Linked DNA regions of Homo sapiens: region 2 is linked to region 1. A link is an interaction called in ENCODE POLR2A ChIA-PET data of the cell type or tissue named here. Cell type or tissue: OCI-LY7. All regions are shown on one strand. Each heading gives the region's core, and the rest is flanking DNA. Links, peaks and the distances in the headings are about the cores only.

Region 1 (5,379 bases), core at 198-5,197:
CCTGAAACTTAGCTTCTCAGTTGTCTCCATTAGCACTTTTTAATAGGTCATAACTTTGCCAGAGTAAGTAAATCCAACTTGGAACAAGTCAGACTGAGGATTTTCCCCAAAATGAGTTTCCATAGAAATCATGGTAAGCCCATGAAAGAAAATTTCCTTGGAATTAAACAAAAATGCCATACAATTGTCAGGATCTAATTCAGCCTCATCAAACTTCATCTAAAAGCAACGGTGCTGGATGGCAGAATGGAGAACTGTGTGACCTCCCTCCCAGGACCATGGTTCTCTTGAACCTGAATATGTTATTTCAGATCCAATCATTAGACCATTTATTAAATATCCATCTGGCATATCAGACACACTGGGTAATTAGCAGTGATGAGTAAGAATACAAGAGCAGACCAATTATAAAACCTCCTCCTATTAGTCATATGGTTACCAATTATCACACGCAAGCCAAATCCTGTCCATAGTCAACATTCAAAAAATAAAATCTATTAACAAGGCAGGCTTTTAAGTTCATGATGTCAGGATTGTGCTGAACTGCACACATCAGAATGGAAATACATTAGGTCAACAGATAGAGTGAAAAATACAAGATAATAAGATCCAGAAGAGTCAGAACCAAAAGAGCTGGGACCTGACAGAACCATGTGGCCAAAGCTGAATGTCAAGATTTCACGACTTGGGCAAAATTGTTACTAAGCTTAATATTGTTGCTTTGAGGGGTCTGTAAGCTTTGAGGGTCATGAACCCTGTCTACTTTTACTCTCCCTCATATCTTCAGCACCAAACAGCCCCCACCTTATAGTACATATTCAATAAGCATTTTATAAACTAGTGACTACATGAATAATGAATAAAGTGAAATTTGTCTTTTTGACCAGCTTTTCTATCTTTTGTCACAAGCACTGTCTCTCTTGGTCAAATTCTTGAGATACCTTGCAGACTATGATAAGCAATGGCCTGTTACTCAAACCTTCCTGATTTGTTTGGTTGTTCTATTCTTCATCAAACCTCAACTACCTTAGAACCCTTTCTCTCAGAGCCAGTTCATTACATGAACTTATTTATGCTGGTTAATGAATGCAAATAAGTGGACCTATTCCTTATAATAGGCTTCCATTTTAACATTTTAACATCATGGTTAGGAGTGAGGACTTTGGAGTCAGACCTGGGTTGGAATCTGCCACTTAGTAACTAAGACCTGGAGCAAGTTACTTAGACTTTTAGTTTCCTCATCTGTAAAAGGATGTAAATAGTTCAATACCTATCTCATCGTGTGGTTATGAGCATTAAAAGCAGTCTCCACGTAGAATGCTTAGCACTTAGCTCACAGTAAATCATCAGTTCTCAGAGTGTCTTCCCACACTCCAGCATCACCATCACTAGTTAGTTATGTGTTAGAAATGCAGATTCTCGGCTCCACGCTAGCTTTTGAATCAGAAACTCTGGGGGTGAGGTCCATTAATCTGTGTTTTAATCAGGTTTCCAGGTGATTCTGATGTAAGCTAAAGCTTGAGAACCACTGTAGTAAATGTTAGCTGTAGTAATAATAATAATAATAAATTATAGCTAGCATTTATGTTATAATAATGTGTTGATATTGTTACTAATTTGACAGAGACCATCTAGAATACTACTTTAGTTGAGTTGTGTTCCATCCAAGTTCTGGGAAGCCTGGGGGCTCATGGAGTTATATTGGAGGCCACTGCAAAATGAGGAGGGGCAAATCACAAAGAGAGATCTAGGTTGTCCCCAGCCCTGCTTTGACAAGTGAGCTCAGCTTTATCAGTTTTATATACTTCCGTTCCGTTCCATTCCATGTTAAGTTTGCTTGACAAAAGAGTTCTGCTCTGAGATAAATCTTGAAAATCACTGCCTTCCCCAAAGTGCCAATGGGAATTGGACTGGACTATGAGAGGGAAACAGGGGACCAGAAGATTTTCCTGGGCTGCTCCCCACAAAGGATGATTAACGCCAGCCCTGCATTCAGATCCAAACTCCACAAACAGTCTCTGGGAATTGTGCTGGGCACGGTGCCTTTTGTCAGACATCATATTATTCAGTCCTTACAAGGTGTTACTTCCCCTTCTTTTCAGATGAGAAAATGAAAGTGAAAAGAAGTTAAGTAACTTGTCCAAGGTCACACAGCTAGTGGAGCTGGGACTAGAGACAGATCACATGATTCTGAGATTTGTTCTCATTCTCCAGGAATGGCTGCTGGTCATCCTGAGTGGCTAACAACACCCCCAGGGAAATCAACCCTAGGGTGCTGGACGGACTCTGCAGAGATGTCAGATCCCACTTTTGGACTAATGGACAGCAGGCAGCTGGCTTCTGCTCCACCATTTGCTCAGCACCAAGGCCTGGGACAACTTATTGGTTCCTTACAAAGTGAGTCATGGTCACAAAGAATTAGAAAGTCCTCAGATTTTGGAGTTCAGAGGGGCTTTTCTCTATGGGCAAGTCAGTCAGGCTAGGAAGATGGTCTCAATACACTAGATATGTAGGAGTAGGGAGCTATGAGTACAAGAATCCAAATGCCAACCCTGTAGCCATGCCAACCTATAACCAGATTTATTGCATGGTTTTAGGCAAGTCAAGTTTAGTCCTTTACACCTTGGTCAAAGGCCTAAGTAAATGGTCAAACCTTTTACTTGCCATCCTAGGTGAACTTTGTTTTTTTGTGGGGTTTTTTTTTTTTTTTTTTTTTTTTTTTTAGAGTTAGAGTCCTGCTCTGTTGCCCAGGCTGGAGCAGTCATGTGATCATAGCTCACTGCATCCTTGAACTCCTGGGCTCAAGCGATTTCCCCCCACCTCAGCCTCCTGGCTAGCTAGGACTGCAGGTACAACTGCCATGTCTGGATAATTTTTCATATTTCTTTGGTAGAGACGGAGACTTGCTTTGTGGCCCAGTCTGATCTTGAACTCCTGGACTCAAGCGATCCTCCCACCTCTGCCTCCCAAAGTGCTGGGATTAGAGGCATGAGCCATTATGCCTGGCCCCAAGGTGAACTTTAAAACCAAATTAAATAATATTGAGAGATCTTTAAGCTCCTTGGAAAGTTGCACCAGATAAATATTTTTGTCATTAACTGCAGTATTACTTATTCACTTATTAGCTCATTGCAGAAACGTTTATTAAGCACTTTCCATGTGCCAGGCATTATGCCAGGTACTGGGGATATAAGGGTGAACAAGACAGCTGTGGTTTTAGCCTTCTAAGAGCCTATGATTTGGTGGGAGCGGGAATCTTCGGGAATGGTCTGTCCTGTGCTGATTACACAGAAGTGCTATTAAGTATTTATTATGTTTTAGGCACAGTGCTAAGTGCCACACACAAATTAGTATTTCACTTTCTTCTCACACTGATCCTTTGAGGTAGGAAAAATGATGTCCACATTACAGAAAAGGAAACTGGGACTCAGAAAGTTAGAGTAACCTGCCAAAGTAAAGTTCACTGTTACTAAATGACGAGATCTAATTTTAAAACCATGCTGTTAGCCTCTATGTTATAGGTATTTATGTACATACATACCCATGTATAAGGAATATGTTTTTCAGTGCTTTAGAAGGATATATATGGCCTTTAGTAAGTTTTCAATAAATATTAATTAAATCAATATACAGTTTGGGGTCGAGCTAGAGATAGAAAGTCCCAGTTGAGGAGATGAATCGGGGTGCTCCTGGGAACTGGAGTAACTCTTCTGAGGAGCACTGAAAAGAGAGTCTACTCAGTGGCAGGCTGAGAAACAGGCTTGGGAGAAGAGGGGTGCCCGAGACTGAAGCTGGGTTGCCGAGAAGCCACAACACTGGAATCATCCCTGCGAGAAGTTTTCAGGGAGCAGTGGTGGCAGAGATGGGGCGAGAAGGCTGACACCTGCCATCTTTCCCAGCTGTCACTGCAGGGCACTTGGTTGATCAGGGACTGGGCTGTCTCCACTCAAAGGACTTGGGAGAAGGCAACTCACACAGAAGGCTGGTGAGGTGGTGGCTGGCTCTCTCCTGCTCCTCTGGCCCGCCTCCTTCCCTGCAGTGGCAGTGTTACATACATGGACAGTTTGCAGGTCTGGGTAGAGAGAGATGATTTACCTGTGGTCTCTGGGGTGCAGGACTGGTTTGAAAGGTGACAGGCATTTTTATCAGCTGCTTTTATAGACAGAACACTGTTCCTCCATTTATCACTTCAGCTTCTCAGCTTTAAATTGCATTCCGTTTTGGAAACCCATGCTAATTTGCAAGTCCCACTTTTCTATTGTTAAAACCAGATTACTCAACTTCCCTGGCTAAAAGAGTACTTAGTAGAGTCACATGAAGAAAGAACTATCATCGTTCCCTTTTTGTTCAGGCCACAGCAGAGCACAATCATGGAGGATCCAGGATTGCATAGAAGGAAGCAGCCAAGCATTGGAGGTCGACATGCCTGTGCCCAAATCCCACGTGTTATGTCCTGTGTGGGTTGACACTGGGATGGCTGGTGACCTGCTCCTTGTGTTCACACCCTGTGTAGTGGGGGTGCCTCCCAAGTGTGGGCTGGCCTAGCAACTTGCTTCTAACCAAAGGTGACAGGGTGTCACTTCTAAGATTAGGTTTCAAGAGATTGTAGCCTCCCTTACAAGCAGATTCTTTATTGCCTTCTCGGGTCACACACATTGATAAAGTAAGCAGGCCCATGTGGCAAGGAACTGACAGTGACCTCCAGCCAACAGCTGGCAGGAACTGAGGCCCTTGGTCTAACTGCTCAGATGGAACTGAATTCTGTCAACTGCGGAATGCCTTAGAGGCAGGTCCTTGCCCGGCTGAGCTTCCAGATGAGCCCCCAGCCCTAGCTGACACCTGGACTGCAGCCTCATAAGAGACCCTGAAGCAGAGGATTCTGCAGAGACACACCCAGATTCCTGAGGCACAGAAACTGTGAGATAATAAATGTGTTTTTGCTGTTGTTGTTGTATTTTCTTTTTCTTACCCTGTTGCCCAGGCTGTAGTGCGGTGGCAATCATAGCTCACTGCAGCCTCAAGCTCCTAGGCTCAAGCCTCAGCCTCCAGAGTAGCTGGGACTATAGGCACATGCCCGGCTAATTTTTTAAAATTTTTTGTAGAGATGGGGTGTTGCTATATTGCTCAGGCTGGTCTTGAACTCCTAGCCTCAAGTGATCTTCCTGCCCTGGCCTCCCAAACTGTCAGGATTACAGGCATGAGCTACGTTACTCGGCTCCAGTATGGGCTGTTTCAAGTTGCTAAGTTTATGGTAGTTTGCTAGACTCTAGTGGAAGATAAGACACTTCCCACCACACAACACTCAGTTTTCTCATCTGTCAAGAGGGCAGGATAATAGTAAAAGTGATGCTAATAATATATCTGCCTCTTGGGAATTAA
Region 2 (5,379 bases), core at 77-5,076, 78 kb before region 1:
CATGCAATGCTGTTTGATAGCATTTTACTTACCCACAGTAGAACTTCTTTCAAAATTGGGAGTCAATCCTCTCCAACCCTGCCACTGCTTTATCAACTAAGTTGATGAAGCATTCTAAATTTTTTGTTGTGATTCCAACAATGTTCACAGCATGTTCACCAAGAGTAGATTCCATCTCAAGAAACCACTTTCTTTACTCATCCATAAGAAGCAACTCCTCATTCATTGAAGTTTGGTCATGAGACTGCAGCAATCCAGTCACATCTCCAGGCTCCATTTATAATTCTAGTTATCTTGCTATTTCCACCATATCTGCAGTGACTTCTTCCACTAAAGTCTTGAACTCCTCAAAGTCATTCATGAGGGTTGGAATCAACTTCTTCCAAATTCCTCTTAATGTTGATATTTTGGCCTCCTCCCATGAATCAAAAATGTTCTTAATGGCATCTAGAATGGTGAATCCTTTCTAGAAGATTTTCAATTTACTTTATCCAAACCCATTGAAGGAATCACTACCTATGGTAGCTATAATCATATAAAATGTATTTCTTATATAATAACATTTGAAAGTCAAAATTACTCCTTGATCCATAGATTTGCAGAATGGATGTTGTGTGAGCAGACAGGAAAATAACATTAATCTCCCTGTACATCTCCATCAGAGCTTTTGGGTGACTAGGTACATCATCAATGAGCAATCATGTTTTGCAAGGAATCTTTTTTTTTTTCTGAGCTGTAAGTCTCAACAGTGGGCATAAACTATTCACTAATCCATGCTGTAAACGGATGTGCTGTCATCCAGGCTTTGTTGTTCCATTTCTAGAGCACAGGCAGAGTAGATTTAGCATAATTCTTAAGGGCCTTGGGATTTTTGTAATGGTAAATGAACATTGGCTTCAATTTAAAGTCACCAGCTGCATTAACCCCTAACAAAAGAGTCCTTTGAAGGCTGACTTGAAGCCAGGCCTTGAGTTCTCTTCTCTAGCTATGGAAGTTCTAGATGGCATCTTCTTTCAATAGAAGGCTGTTTTACCTACACTGACAATCTGTTGTTTAGTGTAGCCACCTTCATCAACTGTCTTGGGCTAGGTCTTCTGGATAACTTGCTGCAATTTCTACATCAGCATTTGCTACTTTACCTTGCACTTCCATGTCATGGAGGCAACTTCTTTCCTTAAACCTCATGAACCAACCTCTGCTAGCTTCCACCTTTTCTTCTGCAACTTTTTCACTTCTCTCTGTCTTCAAAGAATGGAAGAGAGATAGGGCCTTGCTCTGGACAAGGCATTGGCTTAGGGAAATATTGTGACTGGCTTGATTTTCTATCCAGATCAGTCAAACTTTCTCTATATCAACAATAAGACTCTTTTGCTTTCTTATCATTCATGTGTTCACTGGAGTAGCACTTTCAATTTCCTTCAATAACTTTTCCTTTGCATTCACAACTTGGCCAACTGTTTTGTGCAAGAGGCCTTGCTTTCAGCCCATCTTGGCCTCCCACATACCTCCCACTAAGCTTAATAATTTCTCCCTTTTGATTGATAGCGAGAGATGTGGCGGGGCATGGTGGCTTACGCCTGTAATCCCAACATTTTGGGAGGCCAAGGTGGGTGGATCACTTGAGGTCAGGAGTTCAAGACCAGCCTGGCCAACATGGTGAAACCCTGTCTCTACTAAAAATACAAAAATTAGCTGGATGTGGTGGCACATGCCTGTAGTCCCAGCTACTTGGGAGGCTGAGACAGGAGAATTGCTTGAACCTGGGAGGTGGAGGTTGCAGTGAGCCGAGATTGCACCACTGCACTACAGCCTGGGCCTCAGAACAAGACTCCATCTCAAAAAAAAAAAAAAAAAAAAGAAAGAAAAAAGAAGATGAGATGTGTTCCTCTTCCTTTACTTGAATATTTAAAGGCCATTGTATGGTTATTAATTGTCCTAATTTCAATATTGTTGGGTCTCAGGAAATAGGGAGGGCCAAGGTAAGGGAGAGATGGAGGAACAGGCAGTCAGGGGAGCAGTTAGCACACATACATTTATTAAGTTCTCCATCTTATATGGCTCCCCAAAACAATAAAACAGTAACGTCAAAAATCACTAATCGGCCAGGTGTGGTGGCTTATGCCTGTTAATCCCAGCACTTTGGGAGGCTGAGGCGGGTGGATCACCTGAGGTCGGGAGTTTGAGACCAGCCTGACCAACATGGAGAAACCCTGTCTCTACTAAAAATACAAAACTAGCCAGGCATGGTGGCACATGCCTGTAATCTCAGCTACTCGGGAGGCTGAGGCAGGAGAATTGCTTGAGCCCGGGAGGCAGAGGTTGTTGCGAGCCAAGATCACGCCATTGCACTCCAGCCTGGGCAACAAAAGCGAAACTCCATCTCAAAAAAAAAAAAAAAAAAAAAGAAAAGAAAAAGAAAAAAATCACTGATCATAGTTCACCATAACAAATGTAATAATGAAAAAGTTTGAAGTATTGTGAGAATTACCAAAATGTGACACAAAGACATGAAATGAACACAAGCTGTTGGAAAAATGGCACCAATAGACTTGCCTGATGCCAGGTTGCCACAAACCTTCAATTTGTATATATAAAAAAAAAAGTAGTAAGCAGTATCTAGGATGTGCAATAAAGCGAAATGCAATAAAACAAGGTATGCCTGTATATCGAACAACTGGTTCAGCCCAGGTGTTGATCAATGAGAATTGTTCTCTGCCTATAAACAGCCATGAAGACAGCCATGCACACAGAGCGCGTTACCTTGGAGAAGCATGGCGCCAGCCAGAGAGTTGGCATTTGCAGGCAGCATTCGGAAGATATGCTTATACTCGATAAAAACAGAACTGTCTGTAAATGCTAAAGGACTTTTGAGTTAGTGCAACTGCTTCTTCCGGATTCATGACTCCACGCTGACAGTGCCCAGCACGTGCCTTGTCCTTAAGAAAGGCATGGGCCAGGGTGTGCTCTCCTGGCCCATGAGGACACCTTGGTTCTCACCCCTCCCCAATTTCAACCCTCTGGACTCTACAACTAAGGCTTCTTCAGTTTGGTCCATTTTTTTGTACTAAAATATACCCTCCAAAAAGTGATTATTTGGAGGCTCGTGCAATTTGTTTTTGGCATGTAGGGTCAACAAGGGCTATTCTTCATCCCTGTTGATTGGAAAGAAAAACAATAAAGGAAAAGTGTCCAGCCAGCCAATGATGATTATATATGCCTCTTGAACGAAATGTGGGTATCTTAGAACTGTTCCCAATGTGTGTTCCTGGATCTTCTGCCTATATTCAATCCCCAGGTTTGATTCCAGGACACCCCCATGAGACCTACAGAATGGGAACCTTTAGCTAAAAAGACCAGTACTCTACTTTTTGAAATAAAGTTCGCAAACTTGAGGCTTAGGAGCATTTGGTCATTCTGCCCAAAGACTTGGCCTTTCCTTGAACAGATTTCTTAACAATGAAATCTTGAAAATTCAAAACATTAGCTTTCTTGGTCACCTTCATAGTGGAATTTAATCACAGACAAAACAGATATGAGATAAAGAAGTAAATACTGGCCCAAATGTCACTGAATACAAGGCTGATTGCTGGTTACAGTCCTGGAGGACAAACAATTCGTTTGCTTCTGTGTCATTCAGTCCAGTCAACATTGATTATTCCTATTTATAGAAAATCAAGGGTAGATGATACCACAGAAGAGATCATCGAGGATGTTTCAGTCTGATCTCTGGAATGCACTCAAGGTCACTGTGTGACTCAGGGACTTGGTCTCACTTTGTCCCTGGCTTTGGCCCCTCTTCAGACTCTCACCAACTCAGCAGATAGGAAGGCGTCATGGATGAAAGAGTCCTGTTCATCCCAGATCTATTTACAGAATTAGGCTAGTGAGGTTAAAAACTATGGACTTTGGGCTCAGACAAACCAAGTTCAAATTCAGACTTTGATGGTTAACAATTGGGGACCTTGACCAAGTGGTTTGTCTTCTTTGAGCTTCAGATTGCCCTTATTTTAAATGGCTATAACACTTCCAACCTCATAGAATTCCTAAGAGGATTGAATAAAATGATGTACATGGAAGCATCAAACACAGTTCCTAGCACGCAGTGTACCCTTAGTAAATGTTAGTGCAATTCTAGTTAAGAAGCTGAGTAAACTTCCAACACTTAGCATTACCTCTTCTAGCCAAAGTAAGTTAATCATTGACTGTCAAAACCAGGTCACAGAAGATCTAGGAAACAATAACAGGGTTGTCCTTCAGCTCAGTGTTTTAAAGCAGACTTTGAAATTTTATGACAAGTATGCATTATGGACATAAAAAAAAAAAAACAATTTCACACCGAAAAATAGGAAGCACATTATCTCAGAAGAAAGAACAACTGACAATATGCACACTCACACACTCACACACAGACACACAGACACATGCACCACATTATCTTTATTTTTCTCATTGGCTACAGATCAGACCGGATTAGACTTGGTCCTGTGGGGAGGCACTGTTCTAGAAGTAACACCGAATCTGTCTTCTCCGGCTATAGAACACCAGGAGTCAGGGCATCTAGCAACCTTCCATGGGACCCAGCAAAAGAGGCATCACAAACTGCTGGCAAGCCTGCATCTCCATACTGCCCAGAGGCCAGACATCTCCATGGAACTGACAGGGCAGCAGTCACAAATTCTAACCACCCCGTGCTAGATTTCTCTAGGCATGTGGAGAGCCAGGTGCTCTTTCCATTTCGCATGTGAAAAAACTAAGACATAAAGAGGTTAAAGGATTTTTCTAATTAACATTGATTCAGTGGTGAAAATAGGACAAGAAAGCACATTTTAAAGCTGGGGCCATTGTTCAAAGATTTGAGGGCAATGTACCCAGCCACCTATCCACTCTGCAGGCAAGACAAACAGAACAAGTAGGGCAACTATAAATCTGCTGGCATCAATCGGCACAACAAAAATAGCACTACTAGTGCCTTTTTTATTCCCAAGAAAATGTGTCCTCTATAGCCAATTATTTAAAGAAAAGTTCACATGTGAGTGATTTTTTTTTTTTTAGATATAAACATGAAGGCCAGGTGCGGCGGCTTACACCCGTAATCCCAGCACTTTGGGAAGAGTGAAGTGGAGGAAGAGGTACATTCAACTACAGAGGAGGAAACTGAGGCCCAGAGGGGAAAAGTGACTTGATTGACAAAAATTGGATTCTGGTCTTTGTTCTGCCAAAGGTTCGTTGTGAGATGGGAACAAGTTTCAGCCTTACGGTCTCAATTTAATGTTTAAACCATTGTGCTTCACATTCTAAGGACTGCTGTCACCAACAGGCTTGCTCAAATGCAAAGCAAAATGCTTTGAATTCATGTGAAGAAAGCTTTTGTAGTGAGTC

What was found. Peaks named below come from ENCODE experiments on the same cell type or tissue, not always from the same donor. Only the 100,000 strongest peaks of a DNase experiment are listed, where the experiment ranks them.
Region 2: POLR2A ChIA-PET joins it to region 1 with 11 read pairs; 4 of 35 experiments call an interaction of 5 or more read pairs at or near these places.

Annotation. Positions count from the first base shown.
Region 1 is chr7:30,175,955-30,181,333 of GRCh38, reverse strand. It overlaps LOC105375217 (a long non-coding RNA gene), which reads left to right. Exons shown (of 2, transcript XR_927147.4): 1 at 1-2,397; 2 at 4,352-4,945. Among named protein-coding and RNA genes, the nearest start is that of MTURN, 44 kb to the right of the region's middle. RefSeq lists enhancers at 2,111-2,160, 4,744-4,803 and a silencer at 4,594-4,653. In OCI-LY7, for the core only: no CTCF peak of the experiment used is centred there; DNase peaks (open chromatin) are centred at 2,133 and 4,733; H3K4me3 peaks cover 907 bases; H3K27ac peaks cover 433 bases.
Region 2 is chr7:30,253,954-30,259,332 of GRCh38, reverse strand. All of the region lies in intron 2 of LOC124901607 (a long non-coding RNA gene), which reads right to left. It overlaps LOC105375218 (a long non-coding RNA gene), which reads left to right. Exons shown (of 4, transcript NR_136267.1): 3 at 5,053-5,221. Among named protein-coding and RNA genes, the nearest start is that of ZNRF2, 28 kb to the left of the region's middle. RefSeq lists a cis regulatory region at 4,190-4,203 and an enhancer at 4,125-4,269. In OCI-LY7, for the core only: no CTCF peak of the experiment used is centred there; no DNase peak of the experiment used is centred there.